Regions from separate parts of the Homo sapiens genome. Here region 1 is linked to region 2. The links are chromatin contacts, found by Hi-C or POLR2A ChIA-PET in ENCODE. All regions are on one chromosome and are shown on one strand. The core of a region is the stretch at or near the end of the contact, and the rest is flanking DNA. Distances in the headings are between cores, read along the strand shown.

Region 1 (4,956 bases), core at 1,753-4,252, 1.4 Mb before region 2:
ACAACTCTAGCTCGTGAAAACTTGCCCAAACATTTTGCCAAAATTAATTAATGGCCAGACATCCTGAGGCAAGCTTCCCCCCGCTTAGCAAGAAAACTGGGATAGGGCAGCATCCCTGTGGGTGGAGTGGTGCTGGGGACCTGCACTTACCTCTTAGAGGCTGAATGGTTGAACGGGGCCTTTGAGGAAGCTGTATTTTGCGGGTGGGGACATGGAGCACAGTTGCTCAGTGTCGGCCCCGTTGACATGTAGGCCACATCATTCTTTGTGGCCTGGTTGCTGTTCTGTGCAGCGTAGTCTTAGCCCCAAACCTGGCCTCTACCCCCTAGTAGATGCTGGTAGCACCTCCTCTTGTTGTGACAACCGAAAATGCCTCTAGATGTTTCCATATGTTCCCTGGGGTGTGAAATCACACAGCCACTGGTGTGGAGGAATATGGGGGAGAAACATGGAGCAAGACCTTCCTCCTCATCCTGCATTTCCCTAGGAGGTTGTGGGCTGTCGAAATTCTAGTGTAATTGGCTTACTGGGGTTGCCTTGGAGAAGCTTAATGAGACGTTAAGGAGGTTAAACTCCAATTAGCTAGAGAAGAAACTTGCGGCAGTTTCTTTTTTACTGAGGGCTGTGTCTTTTTACCTTTTTCCATTTTCCCAGTTGGAGTTGTGACAGTTCATTCTCCCCTGGGAAAACAAAAATGGCTTTCTTTTTCTTTTTCTTTCTTTTTTCTTTTGAGACAGGGTCTCCCTCTGTCACCCAGGCTGGAGTGCAGTGGCACAATCATAGCTCACTGCAGCCTCGACCTCCTGGGCTGAAGCTATCTTCCCACCTTAGCCTCCCAGGTAGCTGGGACCAGAGGTGCACACCACCATACCCGGCTAATTTTTGTATTTTTTGTAGAGTCAGGGTCTCACCATGTTGCCCAGGCTTGTCTCAAACTCCTGGGCTCAAGCGATCCTCCTGCCTCGGCCTCCCAAAGTGCTGGGATTACAGGCGTGAGCCACCATGCCCAGCCGAAAATGGCTTTCTTGAGAGATCAGCTTTGAAGCTCTACTCCTTCATTTTAAAGTGCCCCAGGAGAAGTGGACGATTACAAAGTTGAGATTCCACTTAAGTGTCCCCTTAGTTTAACTGTGGGATTCATCTCCTGGGGAGGTTGCCAGGTTCTGGAAAGTGGGTGTTAATGACCAGGGAGGGTGCCCCTAGGCTAGCATCCTGTAACCCTCAGGAATTGAGATTTTTATGGAGGTTTTCTCTTCCTCTCTGTGAGTTTTCTCTCTGAGAAACCTGTCTAGGGAGGGAGGCTCTAGGCTAGCATCCTGTAACCCTCAAGTAGTAATTGAGATTTTTATGGAGCTTTTATCTTCCTCTCTGTGAGTTTTCTCTCTGAGGAACCTCAGTGTACCTTTTACTGGCCTCCTAGGTAATACTTGTTTGGAGAATATGTGTGATGTCTAAGTCTTCCCAGTACAAGAAATTTGTGTGGTGTTTGACTGATTGATGGATGGAGTCTTGTTCTGTCGCCCTAGCTGATTGTACCACTGCACTGCAGTCTCGACCTCCCAGGCCAAGTGACCCTCCCAACTCACCCTCCCAAGTAGCTGGGACTACAGGCATGCACCAGCACACCCGGCTAATTTTTGTATTTTTTTTTGTAGAGATGGGGTTTCACTATGTTGCCCAGTTTGGTCTTGAACTCTTGAGCTCAAGCAGTCTCCCAGAGTGCTGGGATTACAGGTGTGAGCCACCACGCCCAGCCTCGTGTGGTCTTTGATACCCCTGGGTTCATTGTATTGTTCTTCCCACACTGCTTTTCATTCATTCATTTATTCAGTCATTATTAATTGAGCAGCTACTATGTGCTGCTGCTGCTCTAGGCACTGAGGATACAACAGTGAACAGGACAGACCAGGCCCATGTTCTCATGGGGTTTACACTGAGGGTGACGGAAATGATTTCAGATGCTGGCAAGTGCTGCAAAGACTTGAACCGGGAAAAACTGGGTGAGGTGCAAACTACTACGGAGGGATGTCCACAGAAGGCCTTTCGGAGGCGGTGAGGTTTGACCCCAGAGCTCAGTGGCAAAGCTGGCCATGCAAGGATGTGGGGGAAGGGAGTCCCAGAGTGGGAAGAGAATGTGCATAGGCCTTGAGGAAGATCATGGTGTGGTTAAAGTATTGAGGAGTTTAACTCAAAGGAACTGCAGAGCCCATCTCATAAAAATCTAGCCTGGAGCATTCGGCAAAATGCATAAAGCACTAACACAATGGCTTGTGGTCCTGGAATTTCCAGGGAAGGCGCTTACCAGCTCAGCAAGGAAGTAGAACAATGCATGGTCCCTGGCAGAAGCAAGAACCTTCTGATCTGTTTATGTTTGAATGAAACGCAGGTTTTTTTTTTTTTTTTTTTTTTTTAAAATAGATGGGGGTCTTGCTATGCTGCTCAGGCTGGTCTCGAACTCCTGGGCTCAAGCAATCCACCCACCTTGGCCCTTCCATGTGCTGGGATTACAGGCATGAGGCACTACGCCCTGCTGAATCTCAGGTCTTAAAAATTCAGTTTATTTTGTTTTATGAGTCTCTTCTCTTTCTCAGAACCTTAACTGAAACGTTTGTGATCAAGACCAACTTGGGTTTCCCCACTCCCCAGTTGCCTTTGATTCTCCGCCAAAGGCTTGTTCGTAAGATGATGAGGTACTTTTTTCCTGTGGTTAAGAGGACTTTCTATAGGTTGCTAGAAAACTCTTGTTTTAAAACAAGATGTTGTTGAATTGATCTGGCTGATTGCAGGAGGAAGATCTTGTACTGCAACTTTGTTGATGATGCTAATACTTTAAGGTGAATATTCTAGAAGAATATAAAGGGAAAAATAAAAGTTTTAGTATGTTCCCACCCTGCCCTTTGTTCCCAGAAGTAGCCGTTATTGATGATGGTTGTTGATGATAGTTTCTTGGGTGTTTTTCGAGAAAAGTTTCAAGTATATGCAAATGTATGTGCAAGAACGTGTTCGTTTGTGTGTATATGTTTACATATTCATTTTTTCCCTCCCTAGTTGGGTATTTTAAATACTGTTTTGTCTCTTGTTCTCTTCACTTAACCAGTGTTGATTTTCTTGCCATTTTAAGCCCATGCAAATTGAAAGTAAAAGCCAATCAAATCAACTTTTTTTTTTTTTTTTTTTTAAACAAGCCACGCATTTGCCTGTTAAATGGCTGAGCCATGTATTCACCCATTCCCCTCTTGGTGTCTATCAAGGTCATTCCCAGTTCCTGGTTTCTTGCTGTGATAAGCAGTGCTGCACTGAAGGCACATGTATGCAAATATATGTAAATGATTCAGCAGAATAAATTTTCCCACAGGAAATTGCTAGGTTGACAGTATGTGCATTTTGAAATTTGATAGTTAATTGTCAGGTTACTGCAGCAGTTTATACTCCCACTAATGGGCCCACCAGCACTTATTAAGCACCTGTTGTTTTCCTGCCATATCAGAAAAATTGAGCAAGCTGGGAAGTGATCAGGCCCATGTTGCTTGGCTGTGTGTGAGAGGGCTTTGCCCAGTTAAGTTAAACCTTACTTTCCAGAGGTCAGGAGATCAAAGCAGAAGTGTGCTTTGGTTTTGTTCAGTTTTTTAAAAGATGTGTTTAAATTTTAAACATCTTTGGACTTATTTTAAAAATTGCTTTTAAATCAATAATTTAACAATGTGTAAAAACATTACTGATAGTCTCACCATGCTAATGTCACTCTGATTTTTACACCTAAACTAATTTAATTGCAGAGTTTTCTGATCACAAGTGACATGTGTTCCATATGACAGAACAAACAATACAAAGATATTTAAATAAAGCCTGAACATGGTACTGATATTAGTTTGTTCATGCTGCTATGAAAAAATACCTGAGACTGCGTAGTTTATAAAGGAAAGAGGTTTAATTGACTCACAGTTCTGCATGGCTGGGGAGGCCTCAGGAAACTTAAAATGATGGTGGAAAGGAAAGCAAACATGTCCTTCTTCACATGGTGGCAGGAGACAGAAGTGCAGAGTAAAGAGGAGAAAAGCCGGTATAAAACCATCAGATCTTCTGAGGACTCACTATCAGGAGAACAGCATGGGGGAACCGCTCCCATGATCTAATCACCTCCAGTGAGGTCCCTCCACCAACACGTGGGGATTACAATTAAGATTACAATTCAAGATGAGATTTGTGCGGGGACACAGAGCCGTGCCATATCATTCTGCCCCTGGCCCCTCCCAAATCTCATCTTTCTCATATTTCAAAACACAATTATGCCTTCCCAACAGTTCCCCAAAGTCTTAACTCATTTCAGCATTAACTCAAAAGTCTATGTCCAAAATCTCATCTGAGACAAAATCTAGTCTCTTTCACCTATCAGCCTGTAAAATCAAAAGAAGTTAGTTAGTTCCTAGATACAATGGGGGTACAGGCATTGGATAAATACACCCGTTTGAAATGGGAGAAATTGGCCAAAACAAAGGGGCTGCAGGCCCCATGCAAGTCTGAAATCCAATAGGCCAGTCATAAAACTTTCAAGTTCCATAGTTATCTCCTTTGACTCCGTGTCTCACATCCAGGTCACACTGTTGCAAGAGGTGGGCTTCCACGGCCTTGGGCAGCTCTGCCCCTGTGGCTTTGCAGGGTATAGCCCCGCTCCTGGCTGCTTTCACAGGTTGGCGTTGAGTGTCTCCGTCTTTTCCAGGCACACGATGTAGCTGCAGGTGGATCTACCATTCTGGGTTCTGGATGGTGGCCCTTTTCTCACAGCTCCATTAGGCAGTACCCCAGTGGGGACTCTGTGTGGGGGCTCTGACCCCATATTTCCCTTCTTTACTGCATTGGTAGAGGTTCTCCATAAAGGCTCCACCCCTGCAGCAAACTTCTGGCTGGACATCCAGGCATTTGCATACATCCTCTGAAATCTAGGTGGAGGTTTCCAAA
Region 2 (5,209 bases), core at 884-3,383:
TGAGTTCAAGAAAAGCACTTAGAGGTGCAGACCAGTTATGCAGCGAATTCACAATAAGTTGCCCGAGGCAGCTGTTACTAAGCAGTCCACCTGGCCTCAAATTCTCAATACGGCCCGAGGAGCAGATATTATTAATAGATTCCAGTTTCCCTAGATGTCCGTCCCTGACCTGAATCAAACCCATCACTGTTTGGTGAGGCATGGGAGATCCAGGAGGAAAGGCCTATTTCCTAAGGGCCACACACAGTTTGGATTAAAATTCAGTGTAGAATGTCAGTTTTTTGATACCAAATCTGGAGTTCATCCCATTTTGCCAAAATAAATTTCTATGCACATCCCTCCCTGCTTTTCTTCACTTCCTCCTCTTTTGCTCCTTCACAAGAGCCTCTGACCAGGACATCTATTGTCGAAGATACAGGAAAACTGTGATTCAGCAGTGCTTCGCGTCTGGAATGACTCCAAGAGGCCACACACAGAACTGCCGACACAAACCACGGGGGGCGGAAAAAACGATCCCAGGAGGTGGGGAGTGGAGAGCTTTGCAGTCCCAGGCTACAGCTCGGGATGTAGAGCTGCCTTCCTAGGACAGAAGAGAGACGATGAGAACACCTGGCTGGAAGGTGGCCCTGCAGGGGACGGATGGGCCTTCTACATTTAGAGTCAGGATGGAGTCAGAAAGCTTCAGCAGGGGAGGGACTCTGCCTGCAGCCTGTCCCCTCAACCTCCTCTAATATTTCTTAATGAAACGATAGTGACAATGAAGATGACAGCCTTGATGACAGCGCCCAGTAGACCGCTATCATTGGTTAAGTCCTTATGAGATACCATAATTCACCATTTATGAGCATTACTTCAATAAACCCACATTCTATCCTCATGAAGTGGCTGTTCCCAGAAGGCCATAAAGACTGGATAGATAGATTTTTTTTTTTTTTTTGGTTTTTACTTTAAAAAAAAAAAACGACAGGGTCTTGCTCTGCTGCCCAGATTGGAGTGCAGTGATGTAATCATGGCTCACCACAGCCTTGAACTTCTGGGCTCAAGCAATCCTTCCACCTCACCCTCCCAAGTAGCTGGGACTACAGGCCTGTGCCACCACGCCTGGCTAATATTTCATTTTTTGTAGAGATGGGGTCTTCCTATGTTGCCCAGGCTGGTCTTGAACTCCTGGTCTCAAGTGATCCTACTGCCTTGGCCTCCCGAATTGCTGGAATTGCAGGCAAGAGTCAGTGTGCCCAGTTTGCTTTTTCTCTTGATGACATTAAGTATTTCCTTGTTCCTGGATTATGAATACCCTGTAGTACTGTTCCTAATTTATATAGGAGGAAACTGAGGCTCAGAGAGTTTCAAAGACTTGGTTGAAAGCCACAGAGCCAGGCCCATTTAACCTTAATATCTTCAGAGAGGTTTAAAAAAAAAAAGAAAAAAAGGTAACCAAAATGCTTGGATGTGGTATGGTGTGATCTGCATGGTGCACAAAAATACTTCTTTTTTTTTTTTTTTTTTTAGATGGAGTTTTGCTTGTCACGCAAGCTAGAGTGCAGTGGCGTGATCTCGGCTCACTGCAACCTCCACCTCCCGGGTTCAAGCGATTCTCCTGCCTCAGACTCCTGAGGAGCTGGGATTACAGGCACATGCTACTAAGCCTGGCTAATTTTTGAACAATACTTTTTTTAAAATTAGGTGCCAGCATTTAAAATTTAGGGTGAAATCATGATATTCTGATTTGTGGCTTTTCGTGAAATGTGGAAAGATCTGACCCACTGGGTAGGCAGGTCCACTTAAGGCAGGCACATCCCCTTCTGTTTGCCACAACCCCACCCTGCCCACCTGGGCTGAGCCCTGAAAGCATCTAAGTTTATGACCTTCCTATCTGTTCACCACCATACCTTACCCCTCCCCCACAAAGGAAGGTACCATGTTACCCCATGAACATGACTCCAACCCTCACCCGCCAACCTCAAGAAGAAAAATTCGGGATCCCGTGACTTCACAGCAGAAACAGAAAAACTCAAATAATCCATCAGGAAGTTGAGCACTGAGGTTAATACACACAGGACCATCTTCCTCTAGCTCAACAGTCTTGACTTTTCAGGGCCGTGACCCAGAAGGGAGGTGCCCGTGCAGAAGGCAGAACAGGAAGAGGTTCTTAGCACCCACTGTTTTCTCTTCCTGCACAGCCGCCTTGGGCAGCTGCCTGTGAACAGCCTGGCTGTTTTTCTCCTAGCTCTCTCGGAAGGAAGTGCTCTCATCACCCACGACAACAGAGTTGGCCCGAGGAGCCAAAAACGTGCAAAGGGGCTCCAAGCCCAGCTCTCCTTCTGTTCGGGGCAGCCTCAGAGACAGGAAGATGGGAAGAAAGTATGGCCTGGGATAGAACATCCTGCGAGACCCTTACAAAGCCCCAGCTGTGGGGGAAGGGAACAACAGGAGGGGGCCAGAGGAAGGGGGTCCAGGTCACACCAATTTTATACAATGAGCTCCTTTCATCCGTGAATAGAGGACTCTCCTTAACTCTGTCTCAATGGCTTTGTTTCTGAAACGATCAATTCTACACCCAGAAAGCCAAATTTGCCAGACCTCATGCCAAGGTCAGGCAAGAGCCTGAGATCCCCCAAGCAAGTTGATAATCAACACGCAGGAGACGACGCTGTGCTAAGTCCCATTTGGCGGATCCAAAGCTTACAACGATCCGCTTTCATTTCTACGCCTTCTGCAGTGGGGCGGGGTTGGGGGACCCTCGCTCACATGCATGCCACGCTTGGTGGAACTGTAGGCTGTATTCAGGAGAGTAAGTGTTACTTTCCCAGGGACTTCATTGAGACATCTGCGGGGAGGGCAGGATGAGAAAGAGCTGGAGAAACAAGATGCAAGGTAAAGTGTGTGGTCTCACACTGAACACGTTCATGAAGTGGTGGGAAGCAACCCTAGTGACTCAGCAGTGGCCTCTGTTTAGCCAGCACTTTGAGAACACGATCTTCATGGGCTGACTGCAGAGGTGGCCAACAGAAACTGGAATCTACAAGCAGTATTCAGCTCAGGCATAGTTTGTTCAGCCTGCACAATGTTTTAAAAAGAACAACAAAAACCTACATAGGATGCCAATACTTCACATTCAGGAGGTTTCCCATAAAACTGCAAAGTTCTGGCATTTTTTGGAAAAATCAGAAGACCTAGCTACACAAATCCAGCATTTTCCTAAGGCACTGCCTTTCTGGCACTGGAAAGCAGCTATCTCCCTTAGAAGGGTCACAGGCCCTCCTGCTTGCCACAGTCCCCGCCCCAGACACATGTCCTTCACTTACGGCTGCCAGTGTGGCTGCTGTGGGCATTGGTGTTTGTAATCTCTGGTTTAGTGGATCCTAAGCTAAGCCCAGCACTTTCAGCTGGAGGACCTGAGGTTAGAGAGAAGGACGGGATATGAACCATAGACAGGTTGTAAAGTAACGTGGCTGCAAAGTCCAAGAATAATTTAACTCAAGAAGCACCTATGAATGCACACCCAGGAATACAAGGCAGAGAGCAAAGTTGACTCCCATGGATAGGGGTGAGAGTCCTGTCTTCTCATCAGCCCCTGCTACATACTTTTGACAACTTGTCCCACTTCCCCAGGACCAGGGACTATCTTCTTTGTTTTTATGCTTAATGAAGTCCTAAGACTGCCACATAGAAAGCACTTGGTAAATTCTTGCTGAACCAAAATCAACGGAAACCCAATTCATGTTATAGGTGGAATCTGAGAGATGTATGCTGAGAACTCAGCCAACTTCTGAGCTGTAGGATGTTTTCCTGACTGTAAGTCAAGGCAAGTCCTCCCTATAAAGAAGAGTTTGGGGTATAAATGACACAGCAGAAGGAGACAAGCTCAACCTACTGATTGGCTAATGTCTGAGATGAGGAAGCAGAAAGGTTAGTCTTTATAGGATATGTAGCATATCTGATGAGCTATGGTCTGTTAGGAAGGTACTATACGTACTAATTTCATAAAATTGAAGTATGTTCCAACTTATCAAAGGATGCAAAAACTCCACAGAAGGAAGGAAGGACCTCATGTGGTGGCAGGTGCAGCATATTTTACTGCAACCTTTCTAGGTCTAAAAAGGTAAAATGAGGTTTATCACATCTGCTTCTGCTGTGTATAGCCATGGCTAGTTTTCTCCAGCTCTGTTTATTAAGAGACAGAGAGAAAGAAAGAGAGAGTGTATGTGTGTGAATATGCATGTGTGTACACACACATATGTGAGCATCCACATGCACATACAGGTATGCATGTGTGGTCTCTTTCATTCAACACCCCCCCAAAAAAAGTTGCTATGGGATCTGTAGATTTTGTTTGCTGAGTATCCCTAATTTTGGAATTCCCTCTGTTCTAAGTTGCCCCATTCTTGGTACTAATTTCAAATGGCTGTGGGGGAGGGGAGGCTAGCTTCAGACAAGATTCCACTAAGAGTTTTACTTCTGAGCTGGGATAGAAGCAGGAAAGAATAACAGGAAAAACATGCAGCATCCCATCTCTGCACTTTGCATTTAGTTATAATTATTCACGCAGGAGCATCTTTAAACACCAAACGAGGGAAATATTACAGTTGTTCTGATTTCACATGCTAACTGTGTTTACATGCTAACAGCATTTCTCAGGGACAATTATCTTATTACTAGTGCACTAATCTTTTCAATCTTTTCAACACATTTTACAGCTGCAGACTTCAAAAATTAAGGCTAATTAAGACCTTGCTTTCAGCAGGTACAGTAAACTACTCACATTCCAACATGGTAAAAGAAAATCAGTTTAGGGGAAAGGGTGTTAGAGGGGCACAGTGTCAATGGCAGACAGAATACATTAGATAGCTTCCATCAGTGTGAGGACTACAACTCTCCCAATGCTAATGTTCAAGAACAAGTTCCATTAATGGTAAGGCCTGTCGAATTCAGGACCAAGGACAGCTGGTCTGGCCCATTTTTAAGAGAAAGTGGGTATTTTGCATTCAATTATCCGTTTCCATTCATTATCTTCTTCCGTGTGACTTCAGCATAGAATAGTGGCTAAGAACATGGAAACTTGTATCAGAGTCTCTGTGTACAAATGCCGGCTCAATTATTTTCCGTTTGAACTTGAGCAAATTACTTGAGATCTTGGTGCCTCAGTTTCCTCATATGCGAAGTAGGAATAATAATAATGACATATACCTACTTCCCAGGCCTGTTATTA

Evidence for each region. A loop is a pair of places that touch in the nucleus more often than their neighbours do. ChIA-PET counts read pairs that join two places held with the same protein, here RNA polymerase II (POLR2A). Pooled maps may share reads with other maps.
Region 1: a map of naive thymus-derived CD4-positive, alpha-beta T cell shows a loop between it and region 2 (9-fold over the local background). The contact joins two enhancer-like sites. A Hi-C loop is called at or near these places in 1 of 168 maps with a recorded cell type or tissue (naive thymus-derived CD4-positive, alpha-beta T cell) and 4 of 50 pooled maps. POLR2A ChIA-PET finds 5 or more read pairs at or near these places in 1 of 52 experiments (activated CD4-positive, alpha-beta T cell).

What each region holds. Positions count from the first base shown.
Region 1 is chr16:15,958,614-15,963,569 of GRCh38, forward strand. All of the region lies in intron 1 of ABCC1 (ATP binding cassette subfamily C member 1 (ABCC1 blood group)), which reads left to right. Among named protein-coding and RNA genes, the nearest start is that of ABCC1, 11 kb to the left of the region's middle. RefSeq lists enhancers at 1-72, 73-573. Within about 2 kb of position 3,003, at least 7 of the 41 ENCODE cell types and tissues checked have a DNase peak (open chromatin) inside an H3K27ac peak, as active enhancers do.
Region 2 is chr16:17,367,643-17,372,851 of GRCh38, forward strand. The region is part of intron 1 of XYLT1 (xylosyltransferase 1); the gene reads right to left. Among named protein-coding and RNA genes, the nearest start is that of XYLT1, 100 kb to the right of the region's middle. RefSeq lists an enhancer at 1,944-2,033. Within about 2 kb of position 2,134, at least 23 of the 41 ENCODE cell types and tissues checked have a DNase peak (open chromatin) inside an H3K27ac peak, as active enhancers do.